Linked DNA regions of Mus musculus: region 1 is linked to region 2. Evidence: chromatin loops called from intact Hi-C (ENCODE). Cell type or tissue: heart. All regions are shown on one strand.

Region 1 (8,000 bases), 370 kb after region 2:
GGGCAGGCAAGGAAAATATCACATTAATGAGAAACTCTAAGAAACTCGTGAAGTATTCTTGTGAATTTTCAGTCTGGGAACAAAATGTTCAAAACTGCTAACTTTCAGTCCAGCAGAAACCTCTGAAAACAGTAAAAATCATAATAACCACATTTGCTAGATTTTAGGTAACATTAACAATACACCTAAGAAATCTTAGAGTTTTGCCAAAGTTTTCTAATCATAAAAAAATGGATACAACAGGGAAGGCACTTTACTACTACTCTGTGGGGTATGTTGGCGCACACCTTTAATCCCAGCACTCAGGAGGCAGAGGCGGGTGGATTTCGGAGTTCAAGGCCAGCCTGGTCTACCAAGTGAGTTCCAGGACAGCCAGGGCTAAACAGAGAAACCCTGTCTCAAAAATTGTTCCCTCCATGACAGGTGCCTGCTCACTGAGTACTTCTCTCCTGGCACGTAAGTATACATATACACACAAGTGTACACTAGTAAATTGTATGCCACATATATAATAATTATACATATACGTGTGTGTGTATATATACACACACACATACATACATGTATAAGTATATATATATATATATATATATATATATACACATACACATACATACACGTATATGTATAAAACTAAAGAATTATTTTAACACATAACAGCTCCCCTCAGTCATCAGTCAAATGGCTCCTGGTATTTTGAAAGAAAGGGCAGGTTTACTAGGACATAGGAACCTCATTTCTTTATACCAAACCACCAATCACAGAAACTTGACATTTTATCAGGCTACAAAAGGCTTTAAAAAAAAGCCTTTATCTTCTGATGTTGGGACTTGAACACAGAAAGTCTTTCACATGTCAGCAGGTGCTAGACCACTGGGTTACACTCCCAGTTCCCAAGTGATTCACTAATAACCAATAGCTCATCAAAGCTGCTACTGCTAAATGGCTGTAATTTCCAAAATGAAATGCCCTGGTAATTTATATTACAGAACGCCAAGTATTACTTTTCTCAACTTCTGGTGGGTGTGCGGTTCTCACTTACCCCTCCGAGTTCCTTTATATCTTTTTGTAGTTTCTCACATATGGTGATAGAAGGCAAGTCAAGGTAAAATATTTTTCCCCAAAGGGGCTTATATTTGGATTTTTCCAGTCTATTATCAGCCTTCAGGGATTTCAAGGATGGTCGATTCTTTTCATTTCTGTCTTGGATGCCACCTGTGATTACAAAAGAATCAGGCAACATTTTATGCAGACAAATTTTTAATTTATTTTACAAAAAATGTTCAACAGCTTTATTGCAGAAAGGAAACATTACTAGTCATAACAAATTAAGTCATTAGAATCTAAATGTTTTCCCTAATATTACCACTTAGGATGAAGGCAAACTGTCCTGTATGGTTTCCACAAAACTCTATACTGGAGAACAAGAGCTGAATCAGCAGAAAATAGTTATTATTTACTCCTGTTCCGTGTATGAAGCAGGAATTCTATAGAGCTGTTCTGGAAAACTTACCTTCTCATGGTGTAAACGTCATGTGGGTAATTAACAGGTCGGTGAAAACCCAACACAGGTGTTTCAAATATTTAAAGCTTATTTACCTAGGTAGCCACACACACTCATCTAGAATAAACAACCTAATTCTTAGGGGTTACTAAATGCTGGCATTTTGGTTTCATAGTTTGTCTAGTACTTAAAAGAACTAGACGAGGGAGTTCATGCACTTTGTTTACATATTAAGAACCTAAGCCCACTAAGGACTATGCCATCCATCTTTTATTTTAAAAGCAGATGAGAATCAAACATCTTCTTTAAACTTTCGAAGACAACCTGCACTTTAGTACTTAGTTACTAGACACACATGCACCTCTTAGGAATTTTCCCTATAATGAAAATTTTTTATATTAAACATTGAGATTGAAATCTGCTTTTGTCTATGAGGTTGAAACACACACACATACACCTCTCCGTCTCCCTCACGAGTGACGGGAACAGTCACAAATGGGCGTGGGCGCCTCCTCCGTGGGGCCGTCGGGGACCCGCGCATTGTCTGAAGCCTGCAGCCCCGGGAATGCCGGGTCGCTCGCGGCCGAGGCGGGGAGAGCATGAGGGGCCCGGCCAGCGTCGGTCCCTCACGGAGACCAACACCGAACGCCTCGCGGGCGCCGAGAACCCACAGAAACGCAAAAGCGGCAAGAGGCCCTCCGCAGGAAGACTCTCTAGAACCCTCCGTGGAACCAGCCAGGCAGGAAACGATTAAAGGGACCGCGGCGGGGGAGGGGCTCCATACCCGGGAGAGGTGCTTTGCTGTGGATCCTCATGGTCTCGAGGTTCATGGCAGCCACCAGGCACCTACATGCTGGGTCCGCACCGGGGGCCGCATGGAACGGCCGCGAACACAAAGCTCCCAGGGCCTCCCCGGCCCCGGCTCCGGCCTCGGCCTCGGCGCCGGGCCGCGCTTGAGGGCCGGTTCCGGCGCGGAGGCTCGGAGCAGGAAGAGGCTGTAGCTCAGACCCGGGAGCCGCGGCGGTTAAAGATTTGAAAACGCGTCACGCGACCGCGGCGCCCAGACGCGCTCCCCGCCCTTCCTACGCCGGGGCCGGCCTCGCGCAGGCTCCACCTGCCCCGCCTCGCGCCCCGCGGGCCCCGCCCCCGGATGCTGACCACGCCCCCGGCGCGCCAGCCCGCGGGGCCTCAGACCCGGCTCTCCCGCGTCCTCCTCGAGTTCCGGCTCCGCTCTGCATACTTGGAGTGTGGGGCAGCCAGGGCGGTGGACGCGGTTAGCCTCGGAGGCTTCACCTCGTGGTCGACATCACCTGCTAGGCTGGCTGAGACCCGGGCCTTGCAGTCGCCTCGCCACCAGGTACTCCAGTTAACCCTGTGTGGGACGCGGGGCCGGCCCTGGGCTCCCGCCGACCTTGCAGACGGGCCGCAAAGGTCCCGGGTGGCCGCGGTGGCGGCGGGGCCGGGGTCCACCCGCCGGATCCGACTCTCGCAGCCCTTTGGGTACTTTGTTCTGTACAGACCTGTTCTTTCTCTCTGTGTGTATAATTGTCCTTTTTGTAGCAATAAAAGAGTGGAAAATGAAGTCTCAGGGTTTTTCATCTGTAAAACGGGAATACGGGATTATGGTCAAGACGAAATTCAGGCGTACGTGATTTGTTTTAATTTTGCTTTGTAAATGAGAAAATGCCTCACAAAACTTGTTTGGAGTATACTTCTGCTCTCACCCATACAGACGTTATGCTTTGTACTGTTCTGCATTTCTTAACTCCTGGCTATAATAGACACTCCTTATAGTATTGATTTTTGATGGAGTACCCTCAAGACAGTCAGTACAAATAAGTATATTCAGGCACAGACAGGTGAATTGTGAGACTATTCGCCAAAGACAACATCAAGTTGGATTAGCATTGCTAAAAGAAATGATTTTGTTTTAAACAGGTTATGGACGGAGGCTGGAGCGACAGTCATCGAACTGTCTATCTGTATTAAACTGCTTTAGACAGTCGGAGCTAATTTGTAATCTCAAGAAATGTCCGGAGGAGGGAGCCAGAAAGGGAAATATGTTGAGACATTGTACTGATGAATTTGAATTAATATACATGTGCTTAACAGACCTTGAGAAGGAGGAGCAAACATTTTTTAAAAATGAGGAGAGGATTCAATTTTCAAAGCGTAAACTACGGAAAGGAAACAGAATTTCCATGTTTGTAAACTGGTTCAAATGTTTGAGAAGCACTAATACAGAGTAGAATTAAAGCCACGAGGGAAGGGGGAATGCCTTGGAGTAGAGCTTGTGAGATGAAGTGGAGAGTCAGGGGATGAGGCAGTGCGAGTGAGGAGAGGGAGAGCAAGCTGAGTTGGAAGAGACTGGGAACAAATCTTAATAATGGTGGGGAGGAATGGAATTTTTTTACAGAATTGGTGGTCCCAGCTTCCCAGCTAATCTAGGAATTGGATAATTCCGAGGCTCCGATTTAGTCTGTGAAGAGAGTACTGGTTCTTAGCTGTTAGGGGGACTAAGGGGAATGCGCTTGGAAGCAGTAAGCCTGGAACTGAAAAATTCTAATTACTGTCATGTTGATGACTTGACTCAGCTTCGTCCCCAACCGAGTTCAAACCGGTTAAAACCTGAACTATAGGCATCTGTGGTGGCTTGGGAGGTGCCACCCACTTCCTTAAGAGTAGTTAGAATGATAATAGAGGTAATTACAATTTGAGTGGTAATCTAGCTAAGTAATAGATAACCTGTGGACCTGACCTCTATGGTGGAGCACACTGAAGAAAGAAATGATGGAGAGGAAGAGGTGGCCGAAGGGAAAGGGGGTTGTTTTCTTTTTCTTAATTTCTTTCTTCCTCTCTCTTCTCTCTCTCTCTCTCTTTGATGTTTTCAGAATTTGGAAAAGATGTAATCATGTTTCTTTGGAAAATAAAACTGGAAGTTGTTTTATGCTCTTGTGAAAGGTGATTTATATTTCTTCTGAGATAAGACAATCAAAGAGTTGGAACCATGTTAGACTCATTATGTGTCATGTAAGGTATAATTCCAAACTATGAATAAGCAAAACATCTACTCACCACCTAGGTACTAGTGTTTTTTTGTTTTTTTGTTTTTAGTCAACTCCTAGTACCCCATGGAACCCAAGTTTTACAGCAGCCACAGGAAGAAGAGTTTGGTTGTATGAAGACAGAAGTCTCTACACATCCTGTCAGTAATCAGGACTAAATGAATGTGGTTTATGTTCTTGTTTCTTGTTTTGAGACAGTCTCCCTTGTAGTCCAACCTAGCCTGGGGCTTACTGTCTAGCCTAGGCTGGCTTTGAATTCAGTAGAGATCCTCTTGCATCAGCCTCCCAAGTGCTGAAATTTCAGGAATGATGACCATGCCCACCCTAAAGATCTTGAAAATAGACTTTAATAGATTCCTTAAGATGTAAAGAAGGCTTTACATACAAGAATAAATGAATTGGTCCAGAGTTATAGTAAGAAACTGTATTAAGTCACTCTGTTAAAAACTAGAAAGCATTGAGCAGAATTTTGTGCATCCAACTTGTTTTTGTTTTATTTTATTTTTTGAGACATAGTCTCAGTATATAGCTCTGGCTGTCATGGTCTACATGTCATTATGTAGACCAGGCTGGCCTCAAACTCAGAGATCTGCCTACCTCTGCCTCCCAAGTTCTTGGATGAAAGCTCGAAGTCAACTTGTGGTCCATAAACTAAATGCATCCTAGGATAGCTATGAATGCCCAGCACATTTGTAGACGGCAACATGATGTAATGGTGTCAAAAGTTTGGACATCCCTGGAACTAAGTGAACATTTATTTGGCTGAGTCAAGAGAACTTAATTCAGTTAGTACTGGCCTAGCCTTAAAGCAATTTTATGACCCTTGGACAAGTTCTAAGAGTGTGTGTTTTTGTGTTTGTGTGCATGTGTACACGTGTGTATTCTAGACACTGAACCAGGTACTTTGTGCTTTACACTGAGTTGTATTCCCCTTTGCTCTGTAATTTCCTTGTCTGATAATGAAGTTACTATCTGTGCAGTCTGCCTCACCATTTTTGTGATTATCAAAGGAGGCCTCATTAGCTTTCTCACATCATGTCAAACATAACCAAATGCACATTTTATATTCTTGCATTTAGATGACGAATACTTTTCTAATAACGCTCTCCTGTTTTACTTCTTCCATTTAAGCCTTTCTTGCCAAAAGGTGTTTTCTTTCTTTCCTATTCATAGTAAGCCTAACTTAGACCCAGTGTTTATCTACTGCTCATTTGAGGCCTGTAATAATAATTTTAGACTTAGCTGCCAACTGTTAATGCGTATGTAACGTTGTGGTAGAAGCATTTAAGGGAGCAGAGGGTACAGCTCATGACGTCCAGGAAGCAGAGCACAGGGAGGGGACAAGACCGTAAGGTTAAAGAGAGTTTGTGAACATCAGAGTGACATGCTGCCAGTGAAAGTGTACATTAGTCTGTCGGTCTAGAAAGGAAGTTTGTATCAAAATGTGTTTGTGAGAGACAGAGTCTTGCTGTGAAGTTCAGACTGGTTTGGACCTTCCACCCTTCCTTATCTGCTCCTGATTGCAGGTGCTCACCCCCACAGCAGGCTTTGTAGTAAGGGGGTTTTGTTTGTTTAACGCTTGCTTGGTTTTGAATTCTTTGAGACTGGGTCTCCCTGGGTTTTCTGGCTGTCTTGGAAGTCAAAATGTAGACCAGGCTGGCCCTAAACTCAAAGAGATTCTCCTGTCTCTGCTTCCCAGGTGCTGGGGTTAGAGGAAGGTGTCACCACACCCTTCTCTGTATTTTTAATAGTATAGCCTTAGTTTACACTTAGGTAAGTGTAGGAAGACTACAAAAAGATACATGAATTGGATATTATATCATCATGGTTTCCCACTGAGAATTTGAAAACCTAAGTATAAGAGATTGCTTAAGCATAATTATATACTATTCTGCAAGTGCTAAAAATGACATAAACATTTATCACAGTGTTTGTTTACATGTATAGCAGAGTACTAAACATAGATAGTATTTACTGTTTTTATAAAACAGCATATGTACATATATCAATATCTATGTGTTTGTATATGTATATATGACTTCCAAAAGTAATAATATTGCCTGTCTCATTAAGTTTTGTAAAGATACTGATTAAGGTTGTGTGCTTTTATTATATAACTATGCAACAATTATTGGCATGCAATAAAAATTGTGCTATATTTAATGGTAGTCTGTTCCAGAGTAGAGAAGATATCTAAGCAATGTTTATCTGCAAGTATCACTTAGCTGCTTTTGTTCTGGCTCTCGGTCAGAGGATGTTTCTGTACCTGTTGGTTACCTGTCCTGTAGACATGATGTTACTCGTACAGCTTAACCAAGCACATTCTTATCAGAGGCTATATGCTACTAGTGCCAATTGCACACTGGCTTCCATTTATAACTTACTTTTGGCAGTGATAAAAACCTGTGTTTTGATATAATTTTATTCTGTTCTATTTTGTTTGTTTAGTGCTGAGGATCAAACCCAAATGTTGGGCATGTTAGGCAAGCACTCCTGATTATTGTTCTTATAACTTAACAGGTAATTTTGAAGGCATTTGTCATTCAACTTTATTACATATATGCATAGATGTATTATATGTATACATATATATATGTGTATATATACACACACGCATATGTTATCTTAATTTTTGCTTTAATGGATTTTTTTTCAACCAGTTAAAAAGTATGGAGCCTGAAACTGAAGGGCCGCCACCAACAATCCCAGTGACTCCTCTTCAGCAAATGATTGCCTCCTGTACTGGAGCTGTACTGACATCACTAATGGGTAAAATTATGATACCGGTACAGATTATGTAACTTTGATTATTCTATCAGAGTTTATTATCTGTGAAGAAGTGATGTAGATTTTGAGGGGTGCGGTGTGGGATACCTGCACATTGCACATATGCATGTTTGTTATTTGTGCACGTGTGCATGAGGAAAACCAGGGCTATGTTAATAGACATTTTAAAAAACAACAAAAAAGAAAAAGGAGGGAGAAATATGTTTTTAAAATAAGAATTCTTGGAGGTCCCTATCAACATTATGAAACTTTAACAATTCTTTTAAGTCTTTTAAACTAGAAAAGGAATAAATATTTGCATATAGAATATCATAATTTGGGGTAACTTATGAGTTTCTCAAGTTTTGGTGGCTTTAGCTTCTTGTATTTCATATAGCCATAGTCAAATGGTATAAGTGATAGGTTAACATTTGAATGATTTTATGTTGACTAGTTTGTTTAATTAAGATAACAAGTGATTAGAACATATAAATCAATTGCTTTACCTTGTATCTTTAAGTTAGAATTCAAGTTCATAATGGCTTTAAAAATTATCTAATGTGACTTTCTTGTTCTCTTATGAGGAAAAGTTTCTTGAAACCACAATTTAATGTTTTTGGTTTTTTTTTTTTTTCCTATTTTCATGAACTAGAGCATGCAAATGA
Region 2 (8,000 bases):
TGTAAAACAGTGTGATTAGCCAAGACATCACGAACGTTCTCTCTAGAGAACCGATTTTCTTCTAGGTTTAAACTTGAAACAACTCTCCTCAGCCTCTTTTAGCCACAGCCTTCAGTCAGGGAGACATGCCTGAAAAAAATTGTGTAAAACTTAGTACATTGTTTTAGAATGAATGATAGTATTCTGGTTCCCATGAGAAAGCCCTCTTCTGTATAAATACACAGCATGGTGCTCTGTTGCTGAGTTTCTTCAGATGGCTCATGGATGGCAGTGCCTGTATCTTGGACTCATAGTTTGGAGATATAGGGCTAAGAAGGTGATCTTATTCCACTGAGGTTTTTAATTTGATTCGAAATTAAAATGACAGAGGGTCGGGGCGGCTGTCATCTTTTATAGGTCCTACTTAGGGATGAGGTAACTTGATCTTGTGAAGGCAGACATGAGGATTTTTGTGAAGTTTCTCTGTCTCTTGGGTTCTTTTTCTGTATTGTCCTAATGCTTCAGGAAGTTCTCCCCTAGGGAAAAGCATGAGTGTAGCTTAGTGTTTTATAGTCTGTTTTTTATTGTAAAAACTTAGGCCTTCAACTTACATTGAGAGTAAAAGCCTGGTAGGACACCTTGGGAAAGTTACTTGCTACTCAGTTCCCTAATCTCTAAAACACAATTACAAATTCCTCTGATAGTGTAGTGTCATAAGGAAGCGTCTAGCATGACACTTGGCACATGCCAAGAATGTGAGAAGTTGCCTATTTCATTCCCTCTCCACGCCTTCTGTGAAAATAAATACGAAAGCCATGAAAGATGATCACACTTCAGCTTTGCAATGGTGATACTGAATCTTTATCCTTTGCTTAGGTTCCATAATCTTAGTCTGTGAATAACAGGGTTTGTGTCGCATGCATAAACATTGAAAGGATAGCCTGTCATACGACATATGCAAGCCACTCTTGGAGAGTACACAGGGTGGGAGACAGGCAAGCCATGGTCTCACCCTGTTCCTCTCACATGTCTCACTGACCAATGGGCAGATTCCGACGTAGCCATTTTAATCACAGGCTCTTACACTGGGGAGTCACCATTCCTTGGTGTGACTCATCTACCAATACAGTAGACTTTATCCTAAAACCAGCAAAATTGTTTGCTAAGGGCCATACTTCCTGAGTCATAAGCTGGCCGTGGTTCACAAGTTGCTCCCTGAGGGCCACATCTGGCCTGCCTCTTTGGGAGAACATCTGAGAGCTAGGAATGACATCTCTTCCTGTCTTTAAAAGATAGGAGGAATAGAGTTATTCTGACATTCAACAACGATATGAAGTTCAGTGAATGAAGTTGCTCTAGATCACAGTCACACTGTTGACCTGTGTTCTATCCTTAGACACCACCAGGCTATGAGAGCCAAGAAGTTGCTATAGGGAGCATGTGATGGAAAATATTTACTATCTGGACATTTTCTCCCCCATCCCCACCTCCACCCCCACCCCGGGGGCGGAGCTAGAGTACCTAGCACCATAGCCCAGCTCTGAATTCATATCCTCCTTTCTTTGTCTTGTCTCAGCTCTCGTTTCTCAACTGCATAAAACTGCATAACAAAAGCGCCTATCTCACAGGTCTTTGTGAGGACTACACAAATAGGCAAAGTTTATGAAGGTCTGACACTCATTAATTACTGTGTGTGTGTGTGTAATTTATCTTTGTTTTCATCATTAATTTGTTGGCAATCGCTGTAAGGATTTCATTTACAGCCCTCCATTAAAATTCACTTCTTAAGGGAGGAGTAACCAGAGTCTAATGTCTCCTAATGTGACAATTAATGTAGTCGCTTATCCATAAAATGAAGCCTGCATTAGTCACAAATGCTTTATTGGTGACACATATTTTTTGTGATATTTTCAAACTCGAGTCCTGAAAGAGCTTAAATTCAAGTGTGAGTTGAGCCCTGTTCACCTAGCCGATTAAAGTTCCAAACTACAGGACAAAACCTCAGAATGCCTAATCAAAGACCATGGTATTTGAGAACAGTAATTTTATCTCCAGAAGCAGACGTAAAACAGGCTACACCTTTGCTACGTGATCACAAGGACTATTGGAATTGTTTCTCGCTATTTAGAACTTTCTGTTTTGGAGCTTATGTATCCAAAGAGAACTTGGTCACACACTATGGTCAGTCTTGTTCATTAAAGTGTTTCTCAAAATGTTAAAAACAAAACCAAGAGCGGAAGTGCCCTCCTTTCCTTTCTGCTGGGTACCGCTGCCTGCTGTCAAGATGGGCAAGTTCATGAAACCCGGGAAAGTGTTGCTGGTCCTGGCCGGATGCTACTCCGGTCGCAAAGCCGTCATCGTGAAGAACATTGACCATGGCTTCTTGGACCGCCCTTACAGCCATGCCCTGGTGGCTGGAATTGACCGCTATCCCCAAAAAGTGACAGCTGCCATGGGCAAGAAGAAAATCGCCAAGCGATCCAAGATCAAGTCCTTTGTGAAAGTTTATAACTACAACCACCTCATGCCCACAAGGTACTCTGTGGATATCCCCTTGAACAAGACTGTTGTCAACAAGGATGTGTTCAGGGACCCAGCTTTGAAACAAACGCAAGGTCAGGCGGGAGGCCAAGGTCAAGTTTGAGGAGCGATACAAGACAGGGATGAACAAATGGTTTTTCCAGAAGCTTCGCTTTTAGGTATATTTTTGTTTCGTCATTAAAAATAAAAATAAATTAATAATAACAACAACAACAATAATAATAATAACAATAAAGCAGGCAACCGTTGGTGACTCTCATCTGGGGCTGAGGCCATGAGAGGCTACCCTGAGAACCTGGATCTCAAAAGGAAAGAGTAAGAGCAAACAGTCAAAAGCAAACAAACAAAACATCGACCAACCAACACTGTTCAGTCCTTAACAGTCCGGAGCCAGCAAACAATTACCTCTTGTTGCAATTGCACCAAAAAACAAAAAAGAAGCCGTGAAACATCTGAACAACCCACGTGAGTTTCACATCCTTTCCAGGAAGCTTCACCACTGGGGTTGTTTCTATTCGAATCATCCAGAAAATTAAACAATTCACTTTCCTATGAATGACCTGGGTGAGGCTGTCCTGCCTAGAAACTGCCCTCTTCTACCCCACCCCACACACCCACGCCTAGCAATCGCACCTGAGCTACACTCAGCTTAAACGGTTGGCAAAGAAACAGGCCACCCTCAGTCAAAGCTAAAAGCCCACTTGCATGGTTCAGAAGTTTTCATCAGGTTTTCAAAGTTTTTTTTTTCCTATTTTGTAAAGTGTCTCCTTCGCCCACTGGAATTGTTCTCCCCTTCCCTACAGTTGTGCATAGCGTTCTTATCCCGTCCTCTCTACCCAACAACCCGGTGTAAATAGTAAATGTTCTACAAAATAGCACAGTAGGAAGAAGGGGGGAAAAAACCCTCCCCTAGCTGTGCGTGGATGTCGGAATGTGCCACTAGGTCGAGAGGGAGAATGGGTCCTGATATAAACTCGTCTGGGGTCCTGGGTCATCGCCCGAGTGTGGGTCGCAGACGGCGCTGACACAGCACAGAGGCAGCAGGGAACGGGCGGCACTCGGGATGCCGCGGGGCGATCGGGGTGGGTGGCGGCGAGCGGCGGCCCCCGCGGGGCGGCGTGGTGCGCTCCGGGGCGGCTCTGGGCCGGACGGGCGGAGCAGCAGACAGGCAGGGCGGAGGCGCAGTCTGCACCATGGCGTATCCCGGGCACCCTGGCGCGGGCGGAGGGTACTACCCAGGCGGGGTAAGTGCAGCGGACGAGGGCACAGCAGCCTCTGGTCTCCCGAGACTGGAAGGCGCCACGGACGAGCGGGAGGAGGCGTCGCGGGCGGTCCCAGATGCTCCCTGCGAGCTCGCCTGGACCCTGATGTCCAGCCTTGGCTCCATTTTTCTTCCCCATCTCTTCCAAGGGCCTTTCCAGGGCCCACCGGTGGGTGGGCTGCGACCCAGGAAGCCCATTCTGTAACTCGGATATGTGGCGTGAGATAGTGCAAGTTGGTGTTGACTTCCTGCTCTCTCGGAATGTCCCCAAAGCAACAACAGCCATCTTGATCTAGAATGGTTCTGTGGTCACTCCCTTGAAAAGAAAGTGACAGGGAGACCAGAAAGTCTGGAGAAATGAGCTGAAGTCCTAGAGGAAGACCACTTAGGCAGATGTGGGAGGTGTACTGTCAGAGACAGAGGGACCCTCATTTTAGATATAACCGGGCCGGCCATCCCTGTTCTTCCCAAGCCACACCTGTCAGCCCTGTACTAACTCCAGCCTTACTTAGTACTTCAAGTACTTCAAAAACACCGCAAAGGCTGTAAAAACCAACAGGAAAACAGTCCTAAGCCTAGCCACCAGGTTGCTTCCGGTGCACTGACCTCTGTAAGCTGGTTAATAGGGATTTTTAAAGTGGGTCTGCGTTTAGTGGCCATCACTCTCATGAAACTTGTTTTGGACCAAGTCTCCAGCTTTTAGATGTCAGGAGCAGGAGTGGACAAGCCTGGTGGGTCACTGAGCTGAGTCAAGGTGGTGGGGAAGATAGAGACTGTGAAGGTCGCACAGGCGTCAATTGTACAAAAGCCTTGGATGGTTAAGATAAATTCAATTCTCTCTGATGCCTTTACCTTTTTTTTTTTTCTTTTCTTTTTCACAGTATGGTGGGGCTCCCGGAGGGCCTGCGTTCCCTGGACAAACTCAGGATCCGCTATATGGTTACTTTGCTGCTGTGGCTGGACAGGTTAGCCTTTCCTTCAATACTGAAGAATTGTTATGTTCTGTTTGTGTTAGCATTTAGTGCAGTGGCACAAAAACAGTCTTTGCTCTGGAAATGAGTCCCTTTGCCTGAAAGAAGGTAAAAGGAAAGGAAGACTAAAACAGTCTTTATTTTAGATCTGGACAAATTTGGACAGAGTATTGCCTGTATCAATAATAGATCAGTTCAAAGCTTGTGATTGGACTGGGATTAGACTGACCCAAAGGGGGAATATAAATATACTTTGAAGATCTACAAAGTGTATACCTCCTCACTTGTATTGTCAGGATAGAACAAGGGCTGCTTACAGAGAAGAAATTCAAGATCTGAACATAAAACCTCTGCTTGCCTAACCTAAAGACAAATATTAGTAATTAATTATTTTATGGCCCAATTATGATAGTTAGCTACTTTCAGTTGAATTCGATAATTAATCATTTACCCACAAAGGAAGTAGAGAAGAGCTGTAAAGAAGCATCGGCTTCCAAGCACAAGAGTTGCTATCAGTATTCGGAAGGTAGCCTCCACCCAGGGGCAGGTGCTCTCTGGAGCTAGCGCTCCATGTCCTTATTAGGTGATGTGGCCAGATGACCCACGGAGGGAATGCAGGTCAGCTAGTCCCAAGTCCTAAGACCTACTTCCTCCCTCCGAGAGTTATGACCGATGCCTATGGCTATTGTGGGGAAGGACATGTTCCTAGGTTGCAAGGTCACTGTGTGTTTGTAAGTGTTCTGTGGACATAATCCAGATGTGTCCAGAGGGGACCTCCCTTCTTAGTCACCTTAGACTTGTTTTAAACAAGAGCCCAAAAGAAGGAAATGATGATTTGAAAAAACAAGCAAACAAACAAACAAACAAACAAACAGATATGCTCTAGAATATGCTAAGCAAACTTCTACGGCCACCTTGGAAGAAGTGGTACTCTAAGAAACAGAGCTCGGAGAATTTGAATGGAAAATTGAGTCGAAGACTGGGAGACTTTCCTCTCGAGTGTCTACTTAATATGTTATCGATCCGTGTTTTTGAAACCACAAGACATAGCACACCTCAAGACAAGCATTCTTAGATTGCCAGTGTCTTCAGCATGTAAGTGACTCCACCTGCTTGACTTTCAGCAGTGCTGGCCTCTAGTCCACACATTCATCTTCTTGCAAATTATTGATCTTGTTCCTAATTATAACTTAATGAGTCTCACCAACTTGGATTTATATATTTTATTTAAAATCCATAAAAATGTCATGTGTCTTATTCTGACCTCAGTCAACCAGTAAGTAGGTATTGGTACCCTGTATCTTTTCTATATAATTGTGCTTGGAAGACCCTGTTTGCTGAGTCAAACTGGTCCAAGAGCCTCTTTCTCCTTGGACCAGGCCTTGTATTTACTGATGCCTACAACTCTGTGATATACCCTACTTCCCCCCTCTTTCAAAAAAAAGGGTTGGAGGGATATGTTTTTAAACAATTCTGTTAACTAATTTTAAAATGATTGATTTTGATAGTTCCTTGGCTCAAACTGAATGCAGACTGTTGTCATGACAGTTATTCTCTCACCATTGAATTATTTTTGGAATTAGAATAAGAAGAATTTTGAAAGGCATTCCTTTAAAGAAATGCTACATATAATTATTTTCTCTTGTTAAATGCTGCTTAATGGCTTGAAAGTGCAAGTCACCACCCTGATTTCCTTTCCTGGTTTTTGTTTGTATTTTTTTAAAGGACGGACAAATTGATGCTGACGAATTGCAGAGATGCCTAACACAGTCTGGCATTGCGGGAGGATACAAGCGTAAGTTCGTGGTCTTAGGATCTGTCTAACAATACTCTTGTTCTCTGTACTTCAGCTGTGAACTGCGATTGTTCCTTTAAAGAAATCAAACTCTTCTCATCCACCAAGCTATTATTTTTAAAAAGTTAATTGAGCAGAGTTCCTAACAAGCCATTTCAGTTTACCAGAGAGGTTAGTGGACTTCTTGGATTTGGGTTCCTTGTATTCCAGGACCATTGGAACCAGTGAGACCATTTGGGTGGCCTCCCACTCAGAGGACAAGTTAGGGTGCTGAAATGGAATCCACTGGGTCAGGTATCGTTAATGCTAAGTGCTAACAGGTACCACTGATTCTACCAAGTGCTTGTTCTATCCTAACTCTGGTGGCACTGAGAGAGTGGCCAGTCTTGCTGTCTGATCTCTGGGCTCTGGGCTTACTCCCTGGTAATACAAACACTTGCAGGCCATGACACTGCCAAGGTCATTCTTTCTGTCACCTGAGAAGATGTGTTCATGCTGAGGAAAGCTTCCTGCTTTCACTCCATGCCAGCCTTCTGCTCCGTCCTCCATTCATTGCAGGCTGTATGTGCAGCCCCACTGTTTGTCACATAGCCTACCGTCCTGACTTCTCCAAACTGTGCTCCAGGAAGCAAGTAGGGAAATAAACGTTGCAAAGATGCTGAATTCTGGCTGGGGCTCATTATCCCACGTACTCTGGTTTTGTTTGGTTAGTTGTTTTGTTTTGTTTTGTTCAAATCTAATCTTGACCAAGAGAAGTGTCTGGGACAAATAATAGTGTCTTAGCTCAATTGTGCCCCCTTCTAACTTCTTCGCATTTGTTAGTAAAAGCAGAACATCAAATGGACACCTCAACGTCATAGTAAGCTATAAGTTAAAATGCTTAGAACTCAGACCTTAGGATTTTCAGTGGCACTTTCAGCTGTTGGAGGTGCTGTGTTCTCTAGATGGCCACCTTTAAAACACTGGCTTTCTCTTGTTCCCATGTACAGAAGCTGTACAGCCGCCAATCTTTTAAACAGAGATTCCAAATCATCGGCCACAGACTTGAAAGTGGAAGGGTGCAAGTGGGATACTACAGATCAGAACCAGTCATCACTAGAGGGGGACTCAATGGGAGGAGTTCCAGTCTCCAAAATGGAAATTCATATTTTCCTTTCCTTGATTTTGGTGGTTCCTCGACAAGAAGCTTGACGGAACCAGGGAGGGGCATCCTTCCTTGCTAGGCCTGAATCATTGTTTCTCTGGAAGAAAAGATGGCTGAGATATTGTGGTAGAGTGTAGAGAACCAGCGTACTGGGAAAACACCACATGGATAATTTTGAAACTATATACAACTTTTAAATATCAATAAAACCCCAAAATAGTCTTTTTTAAAAATTTATTTATTTATTTATTATATGTAAGTACACTGTAGCTGTCTTCAGACACTCCAGAAGAGGGAGTCAGATCTCGT

The links. A loop is a pair of places that touch in the nucleus more often than their neighbours do. Peaks named below come from ENCODE experiments on the same cell type or tissue, not always from the same donor. Only the 100,000 strongest peaks of a DNase experiment are listed, where the experiment ranks them.
Region 1: a loop joins it to region 2, with 3 times the contacts of the local background. A loop is called at or near these places in 9 of 42 quality-filtered maps.

Annotation. Positions count from the first base shown.
Region 1 is chr5:8,420,179-8,428,178 of GRCm38, forward strand. Dbf4 (DBF4 zinc finger) reads right to left here and starts at 2,538. Exons shown (of 12, transcript NM_013726.3): 1 at 2,289-2,538; 2 at 1,043-1,215. The coding sequence starts at 2,334. It overlaps Slc25a40 (solute carrier family 25, member 40), which reads left to right and starts at 2,660. Exons shown (of 12, transcript NM_178766.5): 1 at 2,660-2,861; 2 at 7,018-7,089; 3 at 7,230-7,338. The coding sequence starts at 7,239. In heart, a CTCF peak has its summit at 3,541; a DNase peak (open chromatin) is centred at 2,623; H3K4me3 peaks cover 3,173 bases; H3K27ac peaks cover 2,240 bases.
Region 2 is chr5:8,052,876-8,060,875 of GRCm38, forward strand. Sri (sorcin) reads left to right here and starts at 3,667. Exons shown (of 8, transcript NM_001080974.2): 1 at 3,667-3,764; 2 at 4,663-4,746; 3 at 6,478-6,547. The coding sequence starts at 3,714. It also overlaps the pseudogene Gm15730. In heart, a CTCF peak has its summit at 3,741; DNase peaks (open chromatin) are centred at 1,146, 3,066, 3,726 and 5,396; H3K4me3 peaks cover 2,074 bases; H3K27ac peaks cover 2,854 bases.